Linked DNA regions of Homo sapiens: regions 1 and 2 are each linked to region 3. A link is a contact called in ENCODE Hi-C or POLR2A ChIA-PET data. All regions are on one chromosome and are shown on one strand. Each heading gives the region's core, a stretch centred on a gene start or an enhancer-like site at or near the end of the contact. The rest is flanking DNA. Distances are from core to core; before and after follow the strand shown. Region 1 has its middle 21 kb from the start of BCAS1-AS1. Region 2 has its middle 76 kb from the start of BCAS1-AS1. Region 3 overlaps BCAS1 (brain enriched myelin associated protein 1).

Region 1 (3,140 bases), core at 4-2,503, 170 kb before region 3:
TCACTTGAACCCAGGAGGCAGAGGTTGCAGTGAGCTGTGATTGTGCCACTGCACTCCAGCCTGGGTGACAGGGCAAGACTCTGTCTCAAAAAAATAAAAAATAAAAATAATATTGTTGCCTCTATCTCCCCTTTCCCTTTCCCCTTCTCTTTCCCTCCCCTCCCCTCCCCTCCCCTCCCCTCCCTTCCCCTCCCTTCTCCTCCCCCTCCCTTCCCCTCCCTTCTCCTCCCCCTCCCTTCCCCTCCCCTCTCCCTTCCCCTCCCCTCCCCTCCTCTCCCTGGCATCTTTTAAAGTGGGTGACAATGGGGTAAGGGTTTAGATCTAGGCTCTAAGTTTAGGCTACCCAGGTTCAACTTCTAATATTGTCACATTAGCTGCTTCCACTTGGGTCCACCTCACCCCTGTAAGCCTCAAGTTCCTCCTCATTTGTAAAAATCGTAGTGTGATACTATCTGCCTTGCCAAGTGCTGGGTGGATTAGAAACAATCATGCATGCATAGCACACGGTAAACGATCACTATTAAGCCACTCCCACATGTCCATTATTGAAGCAGGTGGTGTGAACAAGAGAGGCATGTATGGTCTTTGTTCACAAGCATCTCTCCCTCTCTCCCTCAGCCTTTCTTTCTCTGTCTTTTACACACACACACACACACACACACACACACACACACACACCAGTTAATGACATCAAGGGGGAAGTTAGGAAAGATGAAAAATTGGAGACCAAGACGGTCATAACATGGTTCTAATTTGTGGTTAAGAAATTCATGAAGGAATAGGTCAATGTGTACCCAGAGAAAGGAAAGATTCACTTATGAAGAACGTGGGAGTGAATCACAAGACTGTCACTGTCTGCAACCCTTGAAGGGGCCCCTTGACCATCTTGCTGGGCGATTTGAATCACCAGATGTGGTCTACCACAGTGTCTCTCATGCCGCTGCTCACATATGAACTTCATGATTTTTGCCATATCTCTTGCTGCCTTGTTTAGTGTTGACTTAAGATTTTTCTTTCATTATTTGGATATTGACTACACTGACATAAAAAGGAAACTTTATGTCACTATGGTAAATGGGAGGCTGATTTTCTTGCCACAGATAGAAACTGTGAAAAAAATACATACCGTTTTTTTTTTTAAAGAATGCTTTTTTTAAACTTTTTTTTTAGGTTCAGGGGTACACGTGCGGGTTTGTTATATAGGTAAATTGTGTGTCATGGGGTTTTGGTGTACAGATTATTTTGCCACCCAGGTAATAAGTATAGTACGAATAGGTAGTTTTTCCATCCTCTCCCCACCCCACCCTCCACCCTTAAGTATATATGTGTTCATGAAAATACACAACTATTAAAAGTAATACAGCCAGGTGCAGTGGCTCATGCCCGTAACCCCAGCACTTTGGGAGGCCGAGGCGAGCGGATCACCTGAAGTCAGGAGTTTGAGATCAGCCTGGCCAACATGGTGAAACCTCGTCTCTACTAAAAATACCAAAATTAGCCGGGCGTGGTGGCGTGCGTCTGTAATCCCAGCTACTCGGGAGGCTGAAGCAGAAGAATTGCTTGAACCCACGAGGCAGAGGTTGCAGTGAGCCAAGATCGCATCACTGCACTCCAGCCTGGGCAACAGAGCGAGACTCCACCACAAAAAAAAAAAAAAGAAAAAAAAGTAATACATAATGTTGCCGATAGCTCTCTGAATACCCTTCTGTATCCCACCAGTGTTTGGTATAACATACTTCAGGGTGCACCACTCTTGCAGAAAAAGCTGAAAATTCTGTATCTTTAGTTATTTGATTTTTTTTTTGTTTTAGAAATGGGGTCTGGCTCTGTCACCCAGGCTGGAGTGCAATGGTGCCATCATGGCGCACTGCTGCCTGAATGTCCTGCACTCAAGCTATCTTCCTGCCTCAATCTCCCTAGTAGCTGGGACTACAAGGCGTGAGCCAACACGCTGGCTGGATTTCTGCATCTTTAGGTTCTTAATCCTTAACCTTTTTGCTTCTCAGTTTCTCATCATTAGAATGGGGCTGTTTCACTGTGCACAGTGTCTCACACCTGTAATCTCAGCACTTTGGGAAGCCAAGGCGGGAGAATCTCTTGAGGCCAGGAGTTTGAGATCAGCCTGGGCAACAAATCAAGATCTCCATCTCTACAAAAAATTTAGCCAGGCATGGTGGTGTGTGCCTGTAGTCTTAGCTATTGAGGAGGCTGAGGCAGGAAGATCACTTGAGCCCAGGAAGTTGAGACTGCAGTGAGCTGTGACCACACCACTGCACTCCAGCCTCGGCAACAGAGCAAGACCCTGTCTCAAAAAAAAAAAAAAAAAAAAGAGTGAGGATGTTTATAAAAAGAGTCATTATTATTGAGAAATGACTGAGCTGAGCATTTTGCACCCATTCGTTAATATAGCCTTCATAAAGTTTCCATAATGATGTGGTATTATTGAGGTGGTATCTATGAGGCCACCGAGGCACAAAGAGGTAGTTTTGTTCTGTCACACAGCTTGTCACTGCAAGGAGTGCGAACCCAAGACCATCTGAACATGAAGCCTTGACATCCTGCAGTCCTGCCTCTCTGTGCTAGCCACTTCATGGGGGCTGAGAGCAGCCGAATTAACTAACGATGAAGAAGATGCACTGGGGATAAAGAGGAGAGGCTACTTACTGGTGCTTGCCGTGGGCCAGAGACTCCTGGAAGTACTTTTTCTGTATCAACTCATCTCATCCTCATCATAGACGTATAATGGAAGTCTTAGTATTATTCCCATTTTACAAATAAGGATGTTGAGGTACAGAACCTTTAATTAACTTGCATCCAGTAAGTGCTGAACCTGAATTGGAACCTAAGGGGTCTGGTTCCAGAGCCTGTCCCCCAACCTGATAAAGGCATCACACAGATGGTACAACTGTTTATATCATCACCGGTGACAGTTTCAACTCTGCAACTGAAGACTTATCTGTCTGCCTCAGGCTCTTATTTAGCCCCTGCCTGGCCCTACCTTGCTTGATTTCTTTTTTATTATAAGATGGAATTCAGATGACGTGAGCCTTCTAAGGAATTAACTTTGTGGCAGGAAGGTGCTCATTCGTTCATTCACCTAACCAACATAATTGGTGTCTAGCTATGCAAGACACTGCACT
Region 2 (2,968 bases), core at 258-2,757, 220 kb before region 3:
GAGACTCTGACTCCCTAGTTCAAGCGATTCACCTGCCTCAGCCTCTCGAGTAGCTGGGATTACAGGCGCCCACCACCACACCCGGCTAATTTTTGTATTTTTAGTAGAGACAGGGTTTCACCATGTTGGCCAGGATGGTCTTGATCTTCTGACCTCGTGATCTGCCCGCCTAGACCTCCCAAAGTGCTGAGATTACGGGCATGAGCCACCGTGCCCGGCTCAATTTGTTTCTTTTTAAATTTAATTTTAAATTTAAATTTTATTGATTTATTTATTTGTTTTTGAGACAGTCTCTCCGTCACCCAGGCTGGAGTGCAGTGGTGCGATCTCGGCTCTCTGCAGCCTCCTCCTCCCAGGTTCAAGTAATTCTCCTGTTAGTCCCATTTTATGGATGAGGAAACAGGTTTCCTGAAGGCATTTGCTTTGGGTTAGAACATAAAGCCAGCGAGTAGGGGAACTGGAATTCAAATTGAAGTCCGTTTGACTTAAGAGGCTCCACCTTTGACAATTAACATGCTGTCTACACAACACACACACACACACACACACACACACACGCGCGCGTACATTTTATAAGCGCTGAAGTTGTAAAAGGGTAACCTTTGATCCTTACACTACCTTATACTTCACAGCAAACTTTTCCAGAGAGTTTCATCTCAACTTCCAAGGAACTTTTCCCAGCACTTTGGGAGGCTGAAGCCGGTGGATCACCTGAGATCAGGAGTTCGAGACCAGCCTGGCTAACATGGTGAAACTCCATCTCCACTAAAAAAAAATACAAAAATTAGCCAGGCATGGTGGTGGGCACCTGTAATCCCAGCTACTTGGGGGGCCGAGGCAGGAGAATCACTTGAACCCGGGAGGCAAAAGTTGCAGTGAGCTGAGATCATGTCACTGCACTCCAGCCTGGGCAACAGATGGAGACTGCGCCTTAAAAAAAAAAGGGGGGGGCCGGGCGCGGTGGCTCATGCCTGTAATATCAGCACTTTGGGAGGCTGAGGTGGGCAGATCACCTGAGATTGGGAGTTCGAGACCAGCCTGACCAAAATGAAGAAACCCCGTCTCTACTAAAAATACAAAAATTAGCCAGGCGTGGTGGCGCATGCCTGTAATCCCAGCTACTCGGGAGGCTGAGGCAGGAGAATCACTTGAACCCGGGAGGCTGAGGCAGGAGAATCACTTGAACCCAGGAGGCAGAAGTTGCAGTGAGCCGAGATTGCGCCATTGCACTCCAGCCTGGGCAACAAGAGCAAAACCCCATCTCAAAAATAAATAAATAAAAACAAAACTTCCTTTTTTTTCTTTTTTCCCTTTTTCTTTCCTTCCTGCTTTCCTCCTCTTTCATCCTTCATTCACTTTTTCTTCAGAAACGCAGCCAGGCACTGTGCTAGTCACTGGGGAGACAGGTGCGAACAAGACACACACCTGTAGTTTGCCTCTTTGCAATCTGGCTTTAAGGTGCTGCAGGCATTGAAGCCACCAGGTTCGTAAATGGCAAGCCACAAGAATTTTGCAAAAGGTCCCAGAAAGTGAGGAAGCCACTGAGGTCATGACTGCAGGGCACTCCCACTGTGCGAACAAAAAGTGAGGCCACAGCTGCTAGGTGCCACCACAGGAGGAAGCAAAAATATCATCTCCTTCCTGCCAAGAGGCCTGAGAGGACGCAGCTGCCTGCACCTCGGCATGTCCAGCCTGCATCCTGCTCCTCACCCTGGCTAGGATGGTGCCTCCCCAGCTATGCAGTCAGTGGGCTGTGTGGGAGCCATTGTCCCCACGTCCACCTCCCAGAAACCTCACTGCTAGGATTGGCCCTGCCTTTCACCCAGGTGTGGCCACCAACTACTTGACCTTTAGACATAAAGTTTTTTCTTTTAACTTTTGGTGGCTGCTTCACAAACATTTTCTTTTTATCTCCCTCTTCTTCTTCTTTTCTCCCTCTTCTCAAAAGAGGCAGCCTCTGGAAAACAAAAGAAAAAGACAGAAAGAGGGGGATTTAAGGACTATCGAACCCTCCCCTCCTGCTAAATGTTTAGGTTTTCATAGTCCTTATTAACCCTATCCATGGTTCCATTAATGAAACATCCCTCAATTCCCAATAATAACAGCTAACTTTAGGCCAGGCGCTGTGGCTCACGCCTGTAATCCCAGAACTTTGGGAGGCCAAAGTGGGTGGATCACCTAAAGTCAGGAGTTCGAGACCAGCCTGGCCAACATAGTGAAACCCTGTCTCTATTGAAAATACAAAAAAATGAGCTGGGCATGGTGGTGCATGCCTGTATTTCCAGCTACTTGAGAGGCTGAGGTGGGAGAATCACTTGAACCCAGGAGGTGGAGGTTGCAGTGAGCCAAGATGGTGCCATTGCATTCCAGCCTAGGTGACACAGTGAGACTTCACCTAAAAAAATACTACTACTACAATGACTACTACTAGTACTACTACTTGTAATAGCTAACTTTAACCAAAGACCTTATGTGAGCCTGCACTAGCTCACAGAATCCTTCCAATACTATGCAATGTAGGGACTGTGATTATCTCCAATTATAGATGAGAAGCTGAGCCTTGGAGGGAGGACTGCCATCTGTCTAGCATTAATGGTTAAATAGCTGGAAAATGGTGAAGCCAGGCAGGTCAGACTCCAGATATATATGTGCATTTATTGCAAACTCAACTTTCATTTTCCTTTACCCATGTATAGAACCCATCACAGAGGAAATGGATTTCATGTGAGTCACATGCATATTTTTTCTATAACATTTTGGAATACTTAAGCACCATCAATTAAAAAGTCACATATCTCTCTGGGTTCTTTGGTGATACTTACTGAGTGGAAGTAGACATTATGTTCTCTGTCCATAACTGATCAGCTCAAAATCTTTGTTAATTATTGTGCCCTGAGTTAACTTACTCATTATTTCTTTTTGAAAGATGGTAGGCTTGAAAATATGTCTAAGGAAAAATCATATTTGT
Region 3 (3,132 bases), core at 97-2,596:
TGTATGGAGAGCTTGCCGTATGCCAGCCCAGTGCTGAAGCTCTATGTAGACATCAGTGTAGCACATAGGATAGGAATGTGGGCTCTGGAGTTTGGAATCCCTGAGCATCACTGAGCCTCGCTGGGCCTCAGTTTCCTCATCTGTAAAAATGGGGATAATTATAGCCTCCATCTCAAGGGGCTGGTATGGAGTCAAACCAGTGAATATAAGCAAAGTGCCCTGAACAGGGCCTGGCACATAAAGAGGACTGCACAAGAGTTAGCATGAGTAGGACTCTCACGGGTATGATCCTTGCTCTTTGAAGCCAGTTTCTCCCACAGGTGCCCGGTAGTGAGACTCTACCGAGGAATCCAGCAACATTTCTGATTCCTGTGATCCTCTCACCGAAAAGTCAATTTGGGGCCCTGGAATTTGTATTTTTAGCAAATGCCCCAGTGATTCTCATGATCAGACACCTATAGAAAATAGTGTGATGGTGACCATCTTCAAGCTTTTTCCAGGAGTGAGGATGCTCTAGGACACAGGACTCTTATGTTAAAATTGGAAAACCCTGGGCAAACCAGAATGACTTGGGTGGAGACTTTTTTTTAAATCCCCGTTTAATAGATGGGAAAACTGAGGCTCAAGGCAGTTCAGACAGTAATTCTTGTCTGTAATAGTTTTCTCCCATTTCTCAAAAAGGAGAAAAATAAATCAGATAGAGTTTTTCATGATAAACGTACAATTGAAAGAGCTAACTTTCATTTTTGAAAAAGAAAAAGTTTGAATGGGGTGTTAAAATGCCCTTTCTTTCATGAACTGATTATATGAGTGTTTTGTCTTTATGACCTTATTTTACATTAAACATACGAAGCTATGGTGGGTGGAGGGGTGTTGTTTTTGAAATTAGACTTGTGTTTGAGGGTTTGGCACTTTGCCACTGGGGGTTGATTGTGGAGGTTCAGATGAGAAAGCCCCTTCACTTCCCCGCCTCCTGCCTGTGTTATGGGGGCCCATGCCCAGACTGGGCTGCATGTGAGAACCTCCCACAGAGTTCTGAGATCCCCATGCCCAGGCCCCTGCCAAACTGATGACAGCAGATTCTCTGGGGTGGGGCTGGGCATCGGGGTACTTTCAAGATCTCTAGGTGATTTCCATGGCTGAGAGCCCCTGTTTTGGATATTTCTGGGGTGAGTGAGTGAGTGTCTCCTGGGGTCAGAACTCTCCTGGCTGCTGCCTACCCTGACCTAGACAACCAAACCCACGGATTCTCAGACGGAGGAATAGCTCAGGCTTCGGAGTCCACAGACCACCATCACCCAGGCACCTGAATACACTCACAACCCTTCTAGGGGCACTGCTTTGCTGACGCACTGTTTCGTGAGCTTGCAAATCAAGAGAACTGTCCTGGGCCTCCAGCTTCCCTTCCCCCAGAACTGGCGGGCAGGGCAGGCTTTCCAGCTGGTTATTCAGAAGCAAGCCCAGATGCCCCACCGGAGGTGGGTGGAGGCTGCCCTCCGCAGTCTCGCTCTCCTGCATCTCTGGGGTTCCCCTCTCTCCTCTTGAGAACAAGAGATCTGGAGTGAGACAGGCATCCGTAAAATCCCACGATCGTGAGGCTTTGGGCAAAGCACTTGACCCTTCTGAAAGTATCTTTCTTGTGGAAAATGACAGTATTCATAATGGTGGCAATAATAAACACATTTAGAGTGTTTTCTCTGTGCTGAGCAGTTCTGATTTGCATATATTTGCCTCTCTTGGTCCTCCCAACAACTCTCTGAGTTAGGTACTTTTATTTTCCCAGTTGTCTTATGAGAAGCCGGAGCACAGAGAGGTTGAGTGGCATGTCCTGATACATCGTGGTACCGTGCGAAGGGGTAAATGTGATGGGAAAGTGCCTGGCAGGGCGAGCACCTAGTAGCTATTAGTGATATAGATGTCCCAAACTCAACTCATGATGGTTCGACTGACAATATTTCAACTTTATGATGAGTATCTATCTATCATCTATCTATCTATCTATCTATCTATCTATCTATCTATCTATCTATCTATCATCTACTTTATCTATCTATCTCACACACACTATATATATAACATATTTACAATGTTTAGGGTATTTTATTTTGGTACCAATTTTCCAGGACTATATATCTATATTTCATATTTTGGATATCTTGTCCTATTCCTCGATGACTTACATTGCTTTGCTAAACGTTTTCTCCTTGGAAATATGCTGTTCTTTGTTTCTCCCTCACAATAAGTGGAGCACAGCGTTTCTGGAGTCAGGAGCGATTTTGGCCCCGAAGGGGCATTTGGAAATGCCTGCATGCAGTTTTGATAGTCACGGTTCAGCTTTGGGGGGCGTGCACTGGTATCCGGTGGGTAGAGGCTGGGGACGCTGCTACATACCCTGCAATGCCAAGGACCGCCCCCTTCCCCCAGCGAAGAATTGTCTGCTTTGCTGAGGGTCGCTAGTGCTGATATTGAGGGGCCCTGCTCTAGTGCCTGGACTTGGGGATGTTCTCCTCGTGTTTGTAGCCAGGTGTCACCTAGGGATCTGCATTTCTGAAAAGCACGTGAGTAAATTCGTCTGTGGTGGTGAAATAGCGCAAGCCCTCTGCCTGGGCTCCCCTCTGGCTCACCCTGGCCATATGCATAAGCCCTGGCTCCGTGTCTGAGAAGTGAGGGGTGGAGGGAAGGACCATAATAGATTCCTTGCGTGGAGCTCCTGTGAAGATTAGAAGGGTGTGGCCCATGTGTTGTATAACTGGGTGGCTGGTGCACAGCAGCTGAGGAATAGAGATAAGCTGTTAGTATAAGCAGTAAATAAAATGGACCATACATTAGCAGTAGTAATACCTAATATTTTTGTAGCGCCTACCTTATGCCAGCCATTGCTCTGAATGCTTCTCTGTGTTAACTCACAGCTTCCTTATCAGAACCCGATGAGGCAGGTATTTTTTTTCTTTTTTTTTTTTTGAGGCGAAGTCTGGCTCTGTCGCCCAGGCTGGAGTGCAGTGGCGCCATTTCGGCTCACTGCAAGCTCCGTCTCCCGGGTTCACACCATTCTCCTGCCTCAGTCTCCCGAGTAGCTGGGACTACAGGCGCCTGCCACCACGCCCGGCTAATTTTTTGTATTTTTGGTAGAGA

Evidence for each region. Hi-C counts contacts between places; a loop is a spot of excess contacts on that map. ChIA-PET counts read pairs that join two places held with the same protein, here RNA polymerase II (POLR2A). Pooled maps may share reads with other maps.
Region 1: a loop to region 3 is called in a map with no recorded cell type, with 12 times the contacts of the local background. The contact joins two enhancer-like sites. A Hi-C loop is called at or near these places in 2 of 37 single-sample maps with no recorded cell type and 5 of 50 pooled maps. POLR2A ChIA-PET finds 5 or more read pairs at or near these places in 3 of 52 experiments (GM12878, MCF 10A and Panc1).
Region 2: a loop to region 3 is called in a map of GM23248, with 2.5 times the contacts of the local background. The contact joins two enhancer-like sites. A Hi-C loop is called at or near these places in 1 of 168 maps with a recorded cell type or tissue (GM23248), 9 of 37 single-sample maps with no recorded cell type and 4 of 50 pooled maps. POLR2A ChIA-PET finds 5 or more read pairs at or near these places in 2 of 52 experiments (Caco-2 and activated naive CD8-positive, alpha-beta T cell).

What each region holds. Positions count from the first base shown.
Region 1 is chr20:53,892,583-53,895,722 of GRCh38, forward strand. No RefSeq gene overlaps it. Among named protein-coding and RNA genes, the nearest start is that of BCAS1-AS1, 21 kb to the right of the region's middle. Within about 2 kb of position 1,254, at least 7 of the 41 ENCODE cell types and tissues checked have a DNase peak (open chromatin) inside an H3K27ac peak, as active enhancers do; they include GM12878, where a contact is called at or near this core.
Region 2 is chr20:53,838,109-53,841,076 of GRCh38, forward strand. No RefSeq gene overlaps it. Among named protein-coding and RNA genes, the nearest start is that of BCAS1-AS1, 76 kb to the right of the region's middle. RefSeq lists an enhancer at 1,568-2,138. Within about 2 kb of position 1,508, at least 16 of the 41 ENCODE cell types and tissues checked have a DNase peak (open chromatin) inside an H3K27ac peak, as active enhancers do.
Region 3 is chr20:54,063,130-54,066,261 of GRCh38, forward strand. All of the region lies in intron 1 of BCAS1 (brain enriched myelin associated protein 1), which reads right to left. Among named protein-coding and RNA genes, the nearest start is that of MIR4756, 3.8 kb to the right of the region's middle. Within about 2 kb of position 1,347, at least 4 of the 41 ENCODE cell types and tissues checked have a DNase peak (open chromatin) inside an H3K27ac peak, as active enhancers do; they include GM12878, where a contact is called at or near this core.